2 separate regions of the Homo sapiens genome follow, and region 1 is linked to region 2. A link is a contact called in ENCODE Hi-C or POLR2A ChIA-PET data. All regions are on one chromosome and are shown on one strand. Each heading gives the region's core, a stretch centred on a gene start or an enhancer-like site at or near the end of the contact. The rest is flanking DNA. Distances are from core to core; before and after follow the strand shown. Region 1 holds the start of CORO7 (coronin 7). Region 2 holds the start of HCFC1R1 (host cell factor C1 regulator 1).

Evidence for each region. A loop is a pair of places that touch in the nucleus more often than their neighbours do. ChIA-PET counts read pairs that join two places held with the same protein, here RNA polymerase II (POLR2A). Pooled maps may share reads with other maps.
Region 1: a loop to region 2 is called in a pooled map, with 14 times the contacts of the local background. The contact joins the promoter of CORO7 here to the promoter of HCFC1R1 in region 2. A Hi-C loop is called at or near these places in 1 of 37 single-sample maps with no recorded cell type and 7 of 50 pooled maps. POLR2A ChIA-PET finds 5 or more read pairs at or near these places in 2 of 52 experiments (Caco-2 and common myeloid progenitor, CD34-positive).

The regions. Positions count from the first base shown.
Region 1 is chr16:4,412,221-4,418,862 of GRCh38, forward strand. It overlaps CORO7 (coronin 7), which reads right to left and starts at 4,376. Exons shown (of 28, transcript NM_024535.5): 1 at 4,239-4,376; 2 at 1,088-1,184; 3 at 136-210. The coding sequence starts at 4,298. It overlaps CORO7-PAM16 (CORO7-PAM16 readthrough), which reads right to left and starts at 4,376. Exons shown (of 31, transcript NM_001201479.2): 1 at 4,239-4,376; 2 at 1,088-1,184; 3 at 136-210. The coding sequence starts at 4,298. LOC124903635 (a long non-coding RNA gene) reads right to left here. Exons shown (of 3, transcript XR_007064963.1): 3 at 4,505-4,741.
Region 2 is chr16:3,021,933-3,029,139 of GRCh38, forward strand. HCFC1R1 (host cell factor C1 regulator 1) reads right to left here and starts at 2,010. Exons shown (of 4, transcript NM_017885.4): 1 at 1,915-2,010; 2 at 1,542-1,598; 3 at 1,301-1,429; 4 at 693-1,066. The coding sequence starts at 2,009. The coding sequence ends at 931. THOC6 (THO complex subunit 6) reads left to right here and starts at 2,103. Exons shown (of 13, transcript NM_024339.5): 1 at 2,103-2,433; 2 at 3,776-3,891; 3 at 3,992-4,056; 4 at 4,131-4,234; 5 at 4,319-4,356; 6 at 4,433-4,481; 7 at 4,584-4,655; 8 at 4,747-4,849; 9 at 4,935-4,984; 10 at 5,079-5,141; 11 at 5,238-5,348; 12 at 5,434-5,568; 13 at 5,645-5,818. The coding sequence starts at 2,395. The coding sequence ends at 5,725. It overlaps TNFRSF12A (TNF receptor superfamily member 12A), which reads left to right. Exons shown (of 4, transcript NM_016639.3): 4 at 1-451. BICDL2 (BICD family like cargo adaptor 2) reads right to left here. Exons shown (of 10, transcript NM_001369667.1): 8 at 6,768-6,898; 9 at 6,416-6,536; 10 at 5,750-6,341. The coding sequence ends at 6,174. RefSeq lists enhancers at 1-147, 1,356-1,455, 1,438-2,082, 2,083-2,726, 2,116-2,425 and 1 more and silencers at 1,846-2,045, 6,342-6,401.

The DNA of each region.
Region 1 (6,642 bases), core at 3,126-5,625, 1.4 Mb after region 2:
AGAGAGTGCACAGACAGGGCGACAGGAGGGACCTGGCAAGCCATGCGGCAGTGGGACCAGGTGAGGATGAATTTCTGGCCCTGGAGAGGGAGGTGCAAGTTTCAGGCTTCACCCACTAGTCAGACACCCACTCACCTGAATGGCAGCCCAGGTGGGCCACGCGTCGCTTGTCCTCTCCTTGGCCTTGCAGAGGCACAATGCCCAGTACACCTGTTAAACAAACACGGGGACTCTGACTTCAGGCCCCACAGGGCCACCCACCTCCTTGCCCAGGGATCCCAGAGATGAAATCCAGCAGCTCAGCCTCGGACCTTCCCAGAGCCTCTACCAATCACAAGATCATATCCTCTGCACGTAGCAATGGCCTGTGGGTAGGTTCTGGCCCCATGCATGAGCCATCCATGCCTCAGATGGATACAGAAGACATTAGGCGAGAGGTCCTCTCTTTTTAACACGGGTCATACGAAAGGGGCGTGGGGCTTTCGTATGGGGCTTGCAGCTACCGTCAGCCACTTTTCGCACTTTTACTTGAGAAAGAAGCCAACACCCAAGGTGGCAGAGCTGAGAGACCCAGAGAGGTCAGGGCCGACAGTACATGTGAGCCTTTGGGCACCGATCTGCCTGAAGCCCCTGATCTCTTAGTTAGGCTGAAACATTATCCATTTTTTGCTTAAGCCAGCTTGAGGGTCTGAGTTACCACTAGCAATCAAGAGAGTGCCAACCAACACACGGGCTTTTCAAGCCTTTCTGTTCCTACTGTCCCCAGCCATCCAGGGCCCAAAGATGAGGAGCAGGGAGCACAGAGGGACAGCTGGAAATACAAGCGTCAGTCCCCTCCCAGCCCTCCTGGCCATGCTCTTGCCTGTGGTTTGTACACACATATGTCCTAATCAAAAGCAATCAGATTACTGCGCCTGGACCAGTTTGTGGGGGTCTAAGGTCTGGCATGGGGCTCACCTCTGAGCCCCCCAAAGCAGTTCCGTTCCAAGTCTCCAAATACACCAAGCCTGCCCCTGCTCCCCACCCCATCTATGGTGACGATGACCGAATATGTGAGCAAATATCCACACTCATGGCCATTCCCTACCAGGACGGTCGGAGTTGAAGGCGATCAAGCTGCAGCTTGATTTGATGTGGTTCCTGCATGAAGGGGCGGTTCCTGCTCGAATGTCACTGATCCAGGACTGAAAATCAAGAGTAAAGAAGTATGTGGTGAGAGCCAGGGTTCCACCTCCATGCATGCCTAAAGCAAGAGGTGGGGCATAATCTGGGGAACTCTAGCTCACAGCTGCACCATTCGAGATGCATTCTTTTATTTACTTTTTTTTTCTTTTTGAGACAGGGTCTCACTCTGTCACCCAGGCTAGAGTGCAGTGGCGCGATCTTGGATCACTGCAATCTCTGCCTCTTGGGTTCAAGTGATCCTCCTGCCTCAGCCTCCTGAGTAGCTGGGATTACAGGCGCCCAACACCAAGCCCAGCTAATTTTTGTATTGTTAGTAGAGATGGGGTTTCACCATGTTGGCCAGGCTGGTCTCGAACTCCTGGCCTCAAGTGATCTGCCTGCCTTGGTCTCCCAAAGTGCTGGGATTACAGGCATGAGCCTCCGCCCCCAGCCGTGTTGTGTTACTTCAAATCAAACTCTGTCCCCACTCACGAAGTCCCTTAGGAAATGTAAAATGTGGGCCAGGTGCGGTGGTTCATGCCTGTAATCCCAGCACTTTGGGAGGCTGAGGCAGACAGATCATCCTGAGGTCAGAAGTTCGAAACCAGCCTGGCCAACATGGTGAAACCTTATCTCTACTAAAAATACAAAAATTATCCAGGCATGGTGGCGGGCACCTACATACAATTCCAGCTACTCAGGAGGCTGAGGGAGGAGAATCACTTGAACCTGGGAGGCGGAAGTTGCAGTGAGCCGAGATCATGCCACTGCACTCCTGCCTGGGCAACAGAGCGAGACTCCATCTCAAAAAAAAAAAAAAAAAGAAAATGCAAAATGTGGCCAGGCCTCCTCCAAGTACCCGGAGAAAAACACCCAAGCTCAGAGAGGGGAACCACCAAGGCCTGGCCTCATCAGGACACACCTTTCCACAAAGTCTCATAAGTCAGTAAAAGAAACACCCCCACCCAAGGGGAGGCAGAGGAGCACGTTTCTGAAACTAAGATCTGCAAGGTCCACACATTTTCTCTGTTGTCAAAGCACCGCTCAGCACTCCTTCCTGCCCTCGATGACAGGACACCCATGTTTCCCACTCCACCCACCCATAGCACCCCGGAAACCACCTCCACCACCTGAAGTTTCTATATCAGTGTTCACCTGCCATGGTTACAGCATCAGTCCCACCCTATTATTTCTCCCTCCTGATTCATGTTTACTGTATAAACACAGTGACTGCAAATATCTCTGAAAAGAACAGATCACCTGTTCTCCCGCCTCCCTAACATAAACTGTTTTAAGCTCTCCCTACAGTCTGTAGTTCCATGCCTATCTGTTTATGTTGCTGGACTAAGGCCCACCCAGGAGCAAGAATTAGGGCCCCTCAAGTATTCTCCAGACCCCTCCAAGCAGTACTTAACTGCACTCAGAGCCACCGGCTGTCTTGATGCAAACCTAGGTACCTCCTCCTAACTTTTCTTGTTTGTTTTTTTCTTTTTTTGAGACAGTGTCTCACTCTATTGCCCAGGCTGGTGTGTAGTGGCACAATCTCGGCTCACTGCAACCTCCACTTCCTCGGCTCAAGAGATCCTCCAACCTCAGCCTCCCAAGTAGCTGGGACCACGGGAGTGAGTCACCACACCTGGCTAATTTTTTTTTCTTTAACTTGTTGTTCAGAGGGGTTTCGCAATGTTGCCCAGGCTGGTCTCGAACTCCTGAGCTCAAAGCAGTCCACCCAAAGTACTGGGATTACCGTGAGTCATGGTATCCAGCCCCTCCCCCTAACTTTTCAATGGCTCTGCACTGCAATCAGAATAAAACCCAACTTCTTCCGGTGGCCCTTGGGTTCTGCAGGACCACTCTGGACTCATCTGTCACCATACTGCTCCGGCCATCCCCTCCATCCACTCATGCTCACTTTCCATTTCTCCACCAGGCTCTTTCTCAATTCTCACCCTTCTGGCCTCAGCTAAAATGCCATCTACTCCAGGCAGCCTTTCCTGACCACGCTACTGAGACTGGCCCCCTCCATTCTCCATCCCAGTCCCTCATGTGTGTTCTTCAATGTCGTTATGAAAACCTCCAATGCTCTTGTTTGTCTGCTTGCTGTCTCCCTCATGAGGCTACAAGTGCCACAGGGGAAGGAAAATGCCGTTGTGTTCACCGGGATGTCTCCAGCAGCTTAGCACAGCATAAAGTGGAAGCAGAGGAAATATAGTCCACACTACAAAAACGGAACCTCTACCCAGACTGCCCTGACTTGCTCTGGGACCCTGATGGGGTCACTTGAGGTCAACTCCTAGGCCCAGTTATCGGAGGACACTCCCAGGCCTTACAAATAACACGGAAAGCGGAAGAGCAGAGCTGACATCGTTTCCAAGGCGCACCCCTCATCAGTCCTCCTGCCGTTTCGGGGGTCCGAAGGGTCTCCCGGCACCTGGCTCAGCAATTCTTTGGGGCTCCACCTGCTCAGGCTTCCCCAGGCCCCACCCAGCCGTGGCAGCATCACCGAGATAAAGAAAGAGCTTGCGCCAGCGGCGAGAGGAGGAAGCACCGGCGGAAACCCGAGGGAGGGGCGCGTGCGGCCGAGGGGCTCCCTCCCCACCACTGACACACTTGGGCTCGCCGGGGCCAGAGGAGAGAGGGGCGTCTCCCCACAGCCCAGCCAGGGGCAGGGGCGACCCGGGGCGGCAGGGAGGAGGAGCCAGGCGCCGGCAGCGCCCCGAGCCCCGGCTCCCGGCGAGGCCGACCGGAAGCTGGGAAGGCAGGCGGCCTCGCAGGCCTGGGCCCCGGCTAGGAGGGCTGCGCCGCCTCGGGGGTCCCGGGGCGAGGTGGGCGAGGCGGGCAGACCGCCAGGGTCACCGAGCGCCAGAGCGAGTCACGGGAGTGCCGGACTCTGCCCTCCGGCGGCGACGAAACGGCCCGGACGCCGGGGCCCTGGCCTGAAGGGGGGTTCCCCGGGGATGGAGGTCTCGGGGTTCCAGACGGCCCTGGAGGGCACCCCTGTGGGGTCCGGGCAGGGGGAGGGGCAGCCGGACGGGGCCCGAGGCGACAGCGCCCGGTCCTCGGGCCGGACTCACCTCGCGGCGGGGCGGCCGAGCCTCGGTGTGCCGGAACTTGGACACCCTGAAGCGGTTCATGGCGACGGGCACGGCGGCGGACGCGTCTTCGAGGACCCCGGGCGTCGGGTCTCAGGTGCACGCTGAGCAACCGCGACTCCCGCTGCCTCGGCCCCACCCGGGACCCAATGCCGCGGTCACGCCCCCGGCGCGCCCCACTGCCAATCGCAGCCGTCTCCGGCCCCCTGGGCCACGCCCCCAAGCCCCTCTCCTTTCGCGCGCGCACCACCGGTCCCGCCTCCCGGCCAATCCAGGTACGGCCGCCCCGCGAGGCCACGCCCTGATACCGAGGGGACGGACTGGCGCGGGTGGGAGGTCACGTGGGGCGCAGCTGTCAGCCCACGTCTCCTGCGGTGCTTGCTTGCGTGGGGTCTCGGCTGCAGCATTCGCGATTTTGTGTGCAGGATTTGCTGTGGAGTCTTTGCGGTGTACCTAGCACGCCTTCCAGCACTATCTACCTCTTCCTGTAGAGAGGGGAGAAATTAGCTCCATTTCAGAGACAGGAAACCCCCGGCTAAAGGAGAGTGTAAACTGTCGGTCCCCAGGTCACACCAGTGGTAAGAGGCAGAGGGGGAACAGGGGCCCAGGTCTAAAGCAAATCCCTGTCCACCGGGCCTACTCAAAAGCCTCTGCATCCGGCCAGGCGCTCTGCATCCGGCCAGGCGCGGTGGCTCAGGTCTGTAATCCCGAACTTTGGGAGACTGAGGCAGGAGTATCCCTTGAGCCCAAGAGGTCGAGGCTGCAGTTATCTGTGACCGTGCCACTGCACTCCAGCCTGGGAGACAGAAAGAGACCCTGCCTCTAAAAATAATAATAATAATAGCTTTTAATTTTTCTTTAGTATTTATTCATTTATTTGACACGGAGTCCCTGTCACCCAGGCTGGAGTGCAGTGGCGCGATCTCAGCTCACTGCACCCTCTGCCTCGCGGGTTCAAGCAATTCTCTTGCCTCAGCCTCCCGAATAGCTGGGATTACAGGCGCCTGCCACCGCGCCCAACTAATTTTTTATTTTTAGTAAGAGACGGGGTTTCACCATGATGGTCAGGCTGGTCTCGAACGAGACTCAAGCAGTCCTCCCAACTTGGCCTGCCAAAGTGTGGGGATTATAGGAATGAGCCAACGCACCCAGCTGATTCTTGCATTTCTAAGGTTTGAAAAGCAATGCTTACATTTTATCTTAGTTCGGGCAGAAGTGTATTTACTGTGAACCAAAGTCACTTGTGGTTTATTGAAAAGGCTTTTTGTTTGTTTGTTTTGAGACAGAGTCTCACTCTGTTGCCCAGGCTGGAGTGCAGTGGTGTCATCTCAGCTCACTGCAACCTCCACCTCCTGAGTTCAAGCGATTCTCCTGCTTCAGCCTCCCAAGCAGCTGGGATTACAGGTGTGCGCCACTACTCCTAATTTTTGTATTTTTAGTAGAGATGGGATTTTGCCATGTTGGCCAGGCTGGTCTCAAACTCCTGACCTCAAGTGATCCACCTGCCTCAGCCTCCCAAAGTGCTGGGATTAGAGGCATAAGCCACTGCGCCCAGTCCAAAAAGGTTTTTAGAAAATCATCAGGTTGGCCGGGCGCGGTAGCTCACGCCTGTAATCCCAGCACTTTGGGAGGCCAAGGTGGGTGGATCACCAGGTCAGGAGTTCAAGACCAGCCTGGCCAAGATGGTGAAACCCTGTCTGTCCTAAAAATATAAAAATTAGCTGGGCGTGGTGGTGGGTGCTTGTAATCCCAGCTACTTGGGAGGCTGAGGCAGAGAACTGCTTGAACCCGGGAGGCGGAGGTTGCAGTGAGTCGAGATCGTGCCATTGAACTCCAGCTTGGGTGACAGGGCGAGACTCTGTCTCAAAAAAAAAAAAAAAAAGAAAAAAAAAGAAAATCATCAAGTGGCTGGGCATGGTGGCTCACGCCTATAATCCCAGCACTTTGGGAGGCCGAGGTGGGTGGATCACCTGAGGTCAGGAGTTCAAGACCAGCCTGGCCACCATGGTGAAACCCCGTCTCTACTAAAAATACAAGGCGTGGTGGCAGGTGCCTGTAATCCCAGCTACTCGGGAGGCTGTGGCAGGAGAATCACTTGAACCCGGGAGGTGGAGGTTGCAATGAGCCGAGATCATGCCATTGCACTCCAGTATGGGAGACAAAAGCGAGATTTTGTCTCAAAAAAAAAAAGAAAGAAAGAAAATCATCAGGACAGTGGTCCCACTGGATCCTAGGCGACCGAGGCACAGCTCATCATCCCCTTTCATAGGGAACTGCACCTGCTACAGACATCACAGACCAGAACATCTGGACCACACATTCCTCACCCACTTGGAATTGTCCTATACTCTGTGTGAAGTAAAGAAAATGCTATACTTAAGACAAA
Region 2 (7,207 bases), core at 760-3,259:
CAAGGGGGGTGGGGGGCGGTGAATCACCTCTGAGGCCTGGGCCCAGGGTTCAGGGGAACCTTCCAAGGTGTCTGGTTGCCCTGCCTCTGGCTCCAGAACAGAAAGGGAGCCTCACGCTGGCTCACACAAAACAGCTGACACTGACTAAGGAACTGCAGCATTTGCACAGGGGAGGGGGGTGCCCTCCTTCCTAGAGGCCCTGGGGGCCAGGCTGACTTGGGGGGCAGACTTGACACTAGGCCCCACTCACTCAGATGTCCTGAAATTCCACCACGGGGGTCACCCTGGGGGGTTAGGGACCTATTTTTAACACTAGGGGGCTGGCCCACTAGGAGGGCTGGCCCTAAGATACAGACCCCCCCAACTCCCCAAAGCGGGGAGGAGATATTTATTTTGGGGAGAGTTTGGAGGGGAGGGAGAATTTATTAATAAAAGAATCTTTAACTTTAAATGGTTTGGAGAGGCAGTGATCCCCGACTGACTCCCCTGAGCTGGAGGGAGGGAGTGAGTCAGCCAGCCGCGGGGGCGGGGGTGAGGCTCTGACTCACACATTCTCAATGCCTGGAACTCAGCCGGCAAGGACCTGGCTGGCCCTAACAGTTTTCCAGGGAAGATCTTGAGGAGAAACCCCAGCATCCCGCGCCTCTGCCCTCTCCACCATCCCCAAAAGCCCCAGGTTCCAGACTGAAGCCTTCCTTTGCTCAGCAATCTTTATTCAGTTCTTCTTGGGGGTGGGATGCCTCCCTTCCCATGCTCCCACCCCTCCCATCCCAGAACTCCGTTGGGCTCAGTGTCCTCTGTTGAGGGAAGGTCTTGGTGCCCAGATGCCTACTCTGCAGGAGAGGGAGGAACCTTGTCCCTTTGCGGGAGTCGCTGGTCTCTTCTGTTGTGGGGAAGAAGGAAGGTGGGAGGGGCACTGTCCACCAGCACTCAGAGCTCCATTATGTCCCCAGCTGGGGTTGCAGGGTAGGGGGGACTGGGGGTGTCCCCCAGCCTCAGCAGACGGAGGGCCTCAGGGATGAGGCTGCCAGGATAGCGCCAGAGAAGCAGCTCAGAGCAAGGGCTCCTAGAAGAGGAAATGACTGTCAGGGCATGGAGCTGAGGCTGGCCTAGCTGAGCACCTCCCACCAGGTCCAGGTCCCCAGGGGCTCCTGGGTTCCCAGCACTTTCCAAAGAGCCAAGATGGGAAACAACCCAGAGGTCAGCTAGAGCTAAAAATGGCACGATGAGGCAGGGCCTGAGGTCAGCTGTGAGGACCGCCTGTGATTCTGCAGAAGGCCTGGCCAGTGGAGGAACCTACCTGAGTGGGGGCAGGGCTGGGGAGAAGGTCATGGGGGGGCTGCAGTAGGGGTGGTCATTGTGCAGGCTGAGTTGAGAGAAGTGGGTGGCCATGTTCTCCTCAGACAGAAACTGCTTGCGCAGAGGCTCCCTGGGGAGAGATGGCAGAGAGGCAGGCTGGGATACTGACACAGGAGGCAGCCTGTTGGGGACCAGAGGTGACAGAGATCTTGTTGGGAGTCCCTCCCTGCCCCCAAACTCACTGCTCCTCCTCCAGGCGCCGCTTGGTGCTCATGGGCACAGCTCCTCGGAGAGGGGAGCTGGGAAAAAAAGAGAGCCTGGTGCACCCCACCCTCTTGGCCCCTTCCCAAGGATCTGCCCGCCTAAGCCTGCAGCATCAGCCAGGAGCCCCAAGCCCATTCCTGTCTCAGCTGGTGCCGGTCCCCGCTCTCCTGGACCATCCAGCAGGGTACCTCGGAAGTCTCGACCCTCAGCCGCAGCCCCAGTCCCATCTCAGCTCACGCCTAAGCCCCGCCGATTCGCCCCACCCCGTATTCATCCTGCAGACCAGTCCTGAGCACCCAGCCAAAGCTCCTGCGGCCCTTGGTCAGGCCCACCCTGGTCCCCTACACGCACCTGGCGTCCAGGCCCCAAGTCACCCCCAAGGCGGCCCGCGGGAGGCGCTGGGCCCCTCCCTGGGGGCCTCGCTGCAAGGGCTGCTGCAGGATCATTGGGTTTTGGGGTCCTGCGGGTGGGATCTGGGCGACAGGGGAGGAGTCTCTGAGGGCGTGGCCAAGAGAGGATGGGCGTGGCTTTAGGCGGGCACAGCCGCGAGGTTCTGCGCGGGCGCGGAAGACGGGCGGCGCGTGGCGGAAGGCAGGCTTGCTCCTCGGGGTGGGGGAGGGTATCCGGCTTAAGGGGGCTGCGGTGGACACCACTTCTTAATGTCGGGGGTCTTCGCGGCGCTCACCTCGGCTCCTAGGGTTCGGGACGGTACGCACCAGCCACCTTCGCGCCGAAGGCGGTAGGGCGCCACGGAGAGGAACCGCTCTAGGCACGTAAGGCCTCGTGAGGTTGCGTCGCGCGCGGAGCACTCTGGGACTTGTAGTTCTGGAGATGGAGCGAGCTGTGCCGCTCGCGGTGCCTCTGGGTCAGGTGAGACGGACGTGGTGCGCGTTGCCTTCTGGGGTTTGTAGTTCACGCATGGCTGGGACGGGGCGGGCAGGGAATCGTGCCCTGAGCCCTGTTTTGCCTGGGCTATTTGTGGGACTCAGACTCTGACCAGGGGGGCGGGATAGTAACCCAGAAGTGCTTCAGGGGCTTAACGCAAGTCAGAGAGTAGGAATTATAAATCAGTACGTTTTTCTATGTTGGGGTAGTAGAGGTACTTTTTTTTTTTTTTTAATTTTCTAGTTCTTGCAAAGCACTTTTTTTTTTTTTTTGAGACAGAGTCTCACTCTGTCACCTAGGCTAGAGTGCAGTGGCGCGATCTCAGCTCACTGCAACCTCCGCCTCCCAGGTTCAAGCGATTCTCCTGCCTCAGCCCTCCAAGTAGCTGGGACTATAGGCGTGTGCCACCATGCCCAGCTAATTTTCGTGTTTTTAGTAGAGACAGGGTTTCACCATGTTGACCAGGCTGGTCTCGAACTCCTGACCTCAGGTAATCTGCCTGCCTTGGCTTCTCAAAGTGCTAGGATTACAGGTGTGAGCCACCACGCCCGGCCAAATTTTTTTTTTTTTTTTTTTTTTGAGATGGAATTTCACTCTTGTTGCCCAAGCTGGAGTGCAGTGGCTCCATCTGGGTTCACCGCAACCTCCGCCTCCCAGATTCAAGCAATTCTCCTGCCTCAGCCTCCTGAGTAGCTGAGATTACAGGCATGCGCCACCACTCCCAGCTAATTTTGCATTTTTAGCAGAGACAGGGTTTCTCCATGTTGGTCAGGCTGGTCTTGAACTCCTGACCTCAGGTGGTCCACCTGCCTTGGCCTGCCAAAGTGCTGGGATTACAGGCGTGAGCCACTGCGCCCGGCCCCACATTTTTAAATTTTTTTTGAGACAGAGTCTCACTATGTTGCCCAGGCTGCTCTCAAACTCCTGGCCTCCCAGAGCGCTGGATTACAGGCATGAACCACCACACCCGGCTTAAGCACTGAGTGACAGCCCCATGTAAAGCTCTTGTCTATACACTAGCTCATCTAATTGTGATGGAATCTTCTGTGAGCTCCATTTGTCAGTTGAGGAAGCTGGCAGGAGAGGCCTGGGTGCTTGCTCAGAGGTCCCTGAGGCATCACCTCAACTCTCCCCTTCTTCAGTGTCTTCTTGGAGCCACCCATGGGACTGCATGGGCAGGTGCTGGCTTGGGGCGGGGCCGCCTCAAAAGAAGGCTGAGAAGTCAGGACAGTGGGAGGCCTGGCAGGTTTTGGGGGAAGCAGGGAGGAATCTGTGGATGGGAGGTTTCATACGTCCCAGGCAGGCCTCATCCAGTCTTTCCCTGCAGACAGAGGTGTTCCAGGCCTTGCAGCGGCTCCATATGACCATCTTCTCCCAGAGCGTCTCACCATGTGGGAAGTTTCTGGCGGCTGGCAACAATTACGGGCAGATTGCCATCTTCAGGTACCCTCTGCCGCTGTCCACCCATTAGCCCTGGCACTTGGCCCTCATGGGACGGATGCCCCCGTTTCTGACTCCTGGGTCCCCTCCGCTGTCCCTGCAGCTTGTCCTCTGCTTTGAGCTCAGAAGCCAAAGAGGAAAGTAAGAAGCCGGTGGTGACTTTCCAAGGTGGGTATACCTGTGGAGTCTGGCTTCAGGACTTTGGGTGGGATTGGCTCACTCAGTTCTGCATTTCTCTTTAGCCCATGATGGGCCCGTCTATAGCATGGTTTCCACCGATCGACATCTGCTTAGTGCTGGGGATGGGGAGGTGAAGGCCTGGCTTTGGGCGGAGATGCTCAAGAAGGTAAGGAGTCGAGCTTGGGAAAGGGCTGGGGTGCCTGGACCCAGAGAGAGCCTTTGAGGTCACCTGGTATTTTCTCTTTTGAAGGGCTGTAAGGAGCTGTGGCGTCGTCAGCCTCCATACAGGTGAGCAGGGCCACGTGGATAGAGGGTGCATCAGGGTGAAGCCACTTCCTCACTGACCTTGCCTTTCCTTCCCCAGGACCAGCCTGGAAGTGCCTGAGATCAACGCTTTGCTGCTGGTCCCCAAGGTCTGAGCCCCATGTGACTGTTCTTGGTCCAAACTTTGATCCTTCACCCTCTGCCTATCCTGATTTGACATTGACTTTCTGCCTCATCCTGCTCCTCCACAGGAGAATTCCCTCATCCTGGCTGGGGGAGACTGTCAGTTGCACACTATGGACCTTGAAACTGGGACTTTCACGGTGAGCAGGGTCCTGGAGCCCTAGAGCAGGTCTAGGTCAGGGAGAGGCACTCTTCCTAGGTCTCCTCCTGACATCGCCCCTCTACATGCAGAGGGTCCTCCGGGGCCACACAGACTACATCCACTGCCTGGCACTGCGGGAAAGGAGCCCAGAGGTGCTGTCAGGTGGCGAGGATGGAGCTGTTCGACTTTGGGGTAAGCAGGTGGCTGGTTGGAGGGCAAGATGGCAGTGAAGGAGGCTGAGGCAAGTGGGGCACCACTCACAGTTCTTTCCCCGCAGACCTGCGCACAGCCAAGGAGGTCCAGACGATCGAGGTCTATAAGCACGAGGTGAGGGTGTGACCGTGGCCATTGTCCTCTTCTCCCCCAACTCCTTGAATTCTCCAGGTCTTCACCTCTTTCCCTCCTCCCCTCCCCATCCCAGGAGTGCTCGAGGCCCCACAATGGGCGCTGGATTGGATGTTTGGCAACTGATTCCGACTGGATGGTGAGCTGGGCAGACTGTGGGATGGGATGGCAGCTCCGGGCCCTGTCAGCTGTGGGCCTGTGGTTCACAGCTGGGGACTCCCACCTTTCTGTCCAGGTCTGTGGAGGGGGCCCAGCCCTCACCCTCTGGCACCTCCGATCCTCCACACCCACCACCATCTTCCCCATCCGGGCGCCACAGAAGCACGTCACCTTCTACCAGGACCTGGTGAGGCCCTGTGTCTCACTTCTGCCACCCCCACTGACTCTTCCCTTCAGTCCTGACCCCTGAGCACCTTCCCTGTCCTCTGCAGATTCTGTCAGCTGGCCAGGGCCGCTGCGTCAACCAGTGGCAGCTGAGCGGGGAGCTGAAGGCCCAGGTGCCTGGCTCCTCCCCAGGGCTGCTCAGCCTCAGCCTCAACCAGCAGCCTGCCGCGCCTGAGTGCAAGGTGGGTCCGGCAGGGGCCGCGGAGCGGCTGGGAGGCAGGGGTGTGGGCAGGCCAGTCATGCCCCTCTTTCCTCCAGGTCCTGACAGCTGCAGGCAACAGCTGCCGGGTGGATGTCTTCACCAACCTGGGTTACCGAGCCTTCTCCCTGTCCTTCTGATCTCTGACGACACCCCCAGCCAGCTCAGGGTTTTAGAGTGTTTTTCATTTTCTTTTTTTTTTTTTTTTTACAATAAAGTTTCAGGCTTTTTTACCATGCTCTTTCTTTCTATGAATGGGGGCCAAATCGGTGGAGTGATTTATATATTACTCTGTCCGATCTTGATACATAAATACCCAGCCCCATCCCTGCCCTAGAAAAGATAGACGTATATTAATTCGGAAAATAGCTCTGTTCACCTGCCCCTGCCACCCACCTGGAGCTCCTGCCCCACAAAGCTGGCCCCTGCTCCGGATGAGCCCCTGCTCCCGATGAGCCCTTGCCCAGCATCCTGGGGCGGGGAGGGCATCAGCTTCTTTTGGAAGACAATCTGGGCCCTGTCGCTCCATTGGCCTGAAGAGGAAAGTGAGCCCCTAAGTGGGCAAGGGCAGCCCTCTGGGCCCAGCCGTCAGGTCCTTCGGAAGAGGTTACTGAGAAAGCCACCGGCGGGCCCGGGGCCCAGGCGCAGCGAGAAGCGGGGCGCGGCACGGCGCGGGGTCGACGACGACGCGGAGGCGCTCAGCTCCTTCTGGCGCTGTGAGCGCAGCTGCTGCCCGATCACCACCTGCATGTCGTCCTGCGGGAGGCCGTGGTCGGCTCAGCGCCGGTCCCGCCCCTTGCCCCGCCCCGCACACGGGCCCCGCCCCTCACCTGCCAGGCCTCCAGCTCCTGCGTGAGCGCCACCTTCTGGCGGATGGCGCGCAGCAGCTCCCGAGACAGGGAGTCTCGCTCCAGCGAGACGCGGTTGAGCTGCAGGGACAGCTCCAGGGCCCTAGGCGGGCAGGAGCAGAAGACGCGTTTGAGGGCGCTAGGGCCTCAGGGAGCCGGGGTGGCGGGGGACTTCTGTACCCGGGCGGGAGGAGGGCTGCAAACACCTAGATCAAGGAGGTCAGGGGGCCCCTGGGTGGGAGTGGGGATCATTATAACCCGTATCAGAAGAGGAATCAGGAGCCCAGGAGGGCCCAGAGGGCGCTGGGGCGGTGGTCAATGGCTTGAGGCTTACTTGTTCACGGCCTCGTCCCGGTCTGAGAGGGCACTGTGCAGGGCCTCCCCAGGGTCTTCCTGCGCCCGCAGCTCCTTCTGCCTCTGCAGCTCTTCCCGCAGGGACTGCAGCTCTGCCTGCTGCAGCGAGATCTGTGAGCAGAGGAGGGGGGCCGTGCGGCAGATGGGCCAATGGGCCTCCCTGCTTCTCCCAGCAGCCCCGACTCTGGCTCTCCCCACCCCTCCTCTGCCTGCGACAGACACCCCAGGCAGCCGTGGCCCTGTGCTGGAGACTCCGATATGAGCCCTCTGAGCCCCTCAGGCTGGTGCGGGGTGGGGTGGAGCAGGGTTAGTTGGAGTGGTATAACCCTGCAGGAGGGATGCAGGGAGAAGCATTGGGAGTGGAACTAAGGGCAGAGGTGCTGTCCAGGAAGTCTTCCTGGAGGAGGTGGCATACAGGCT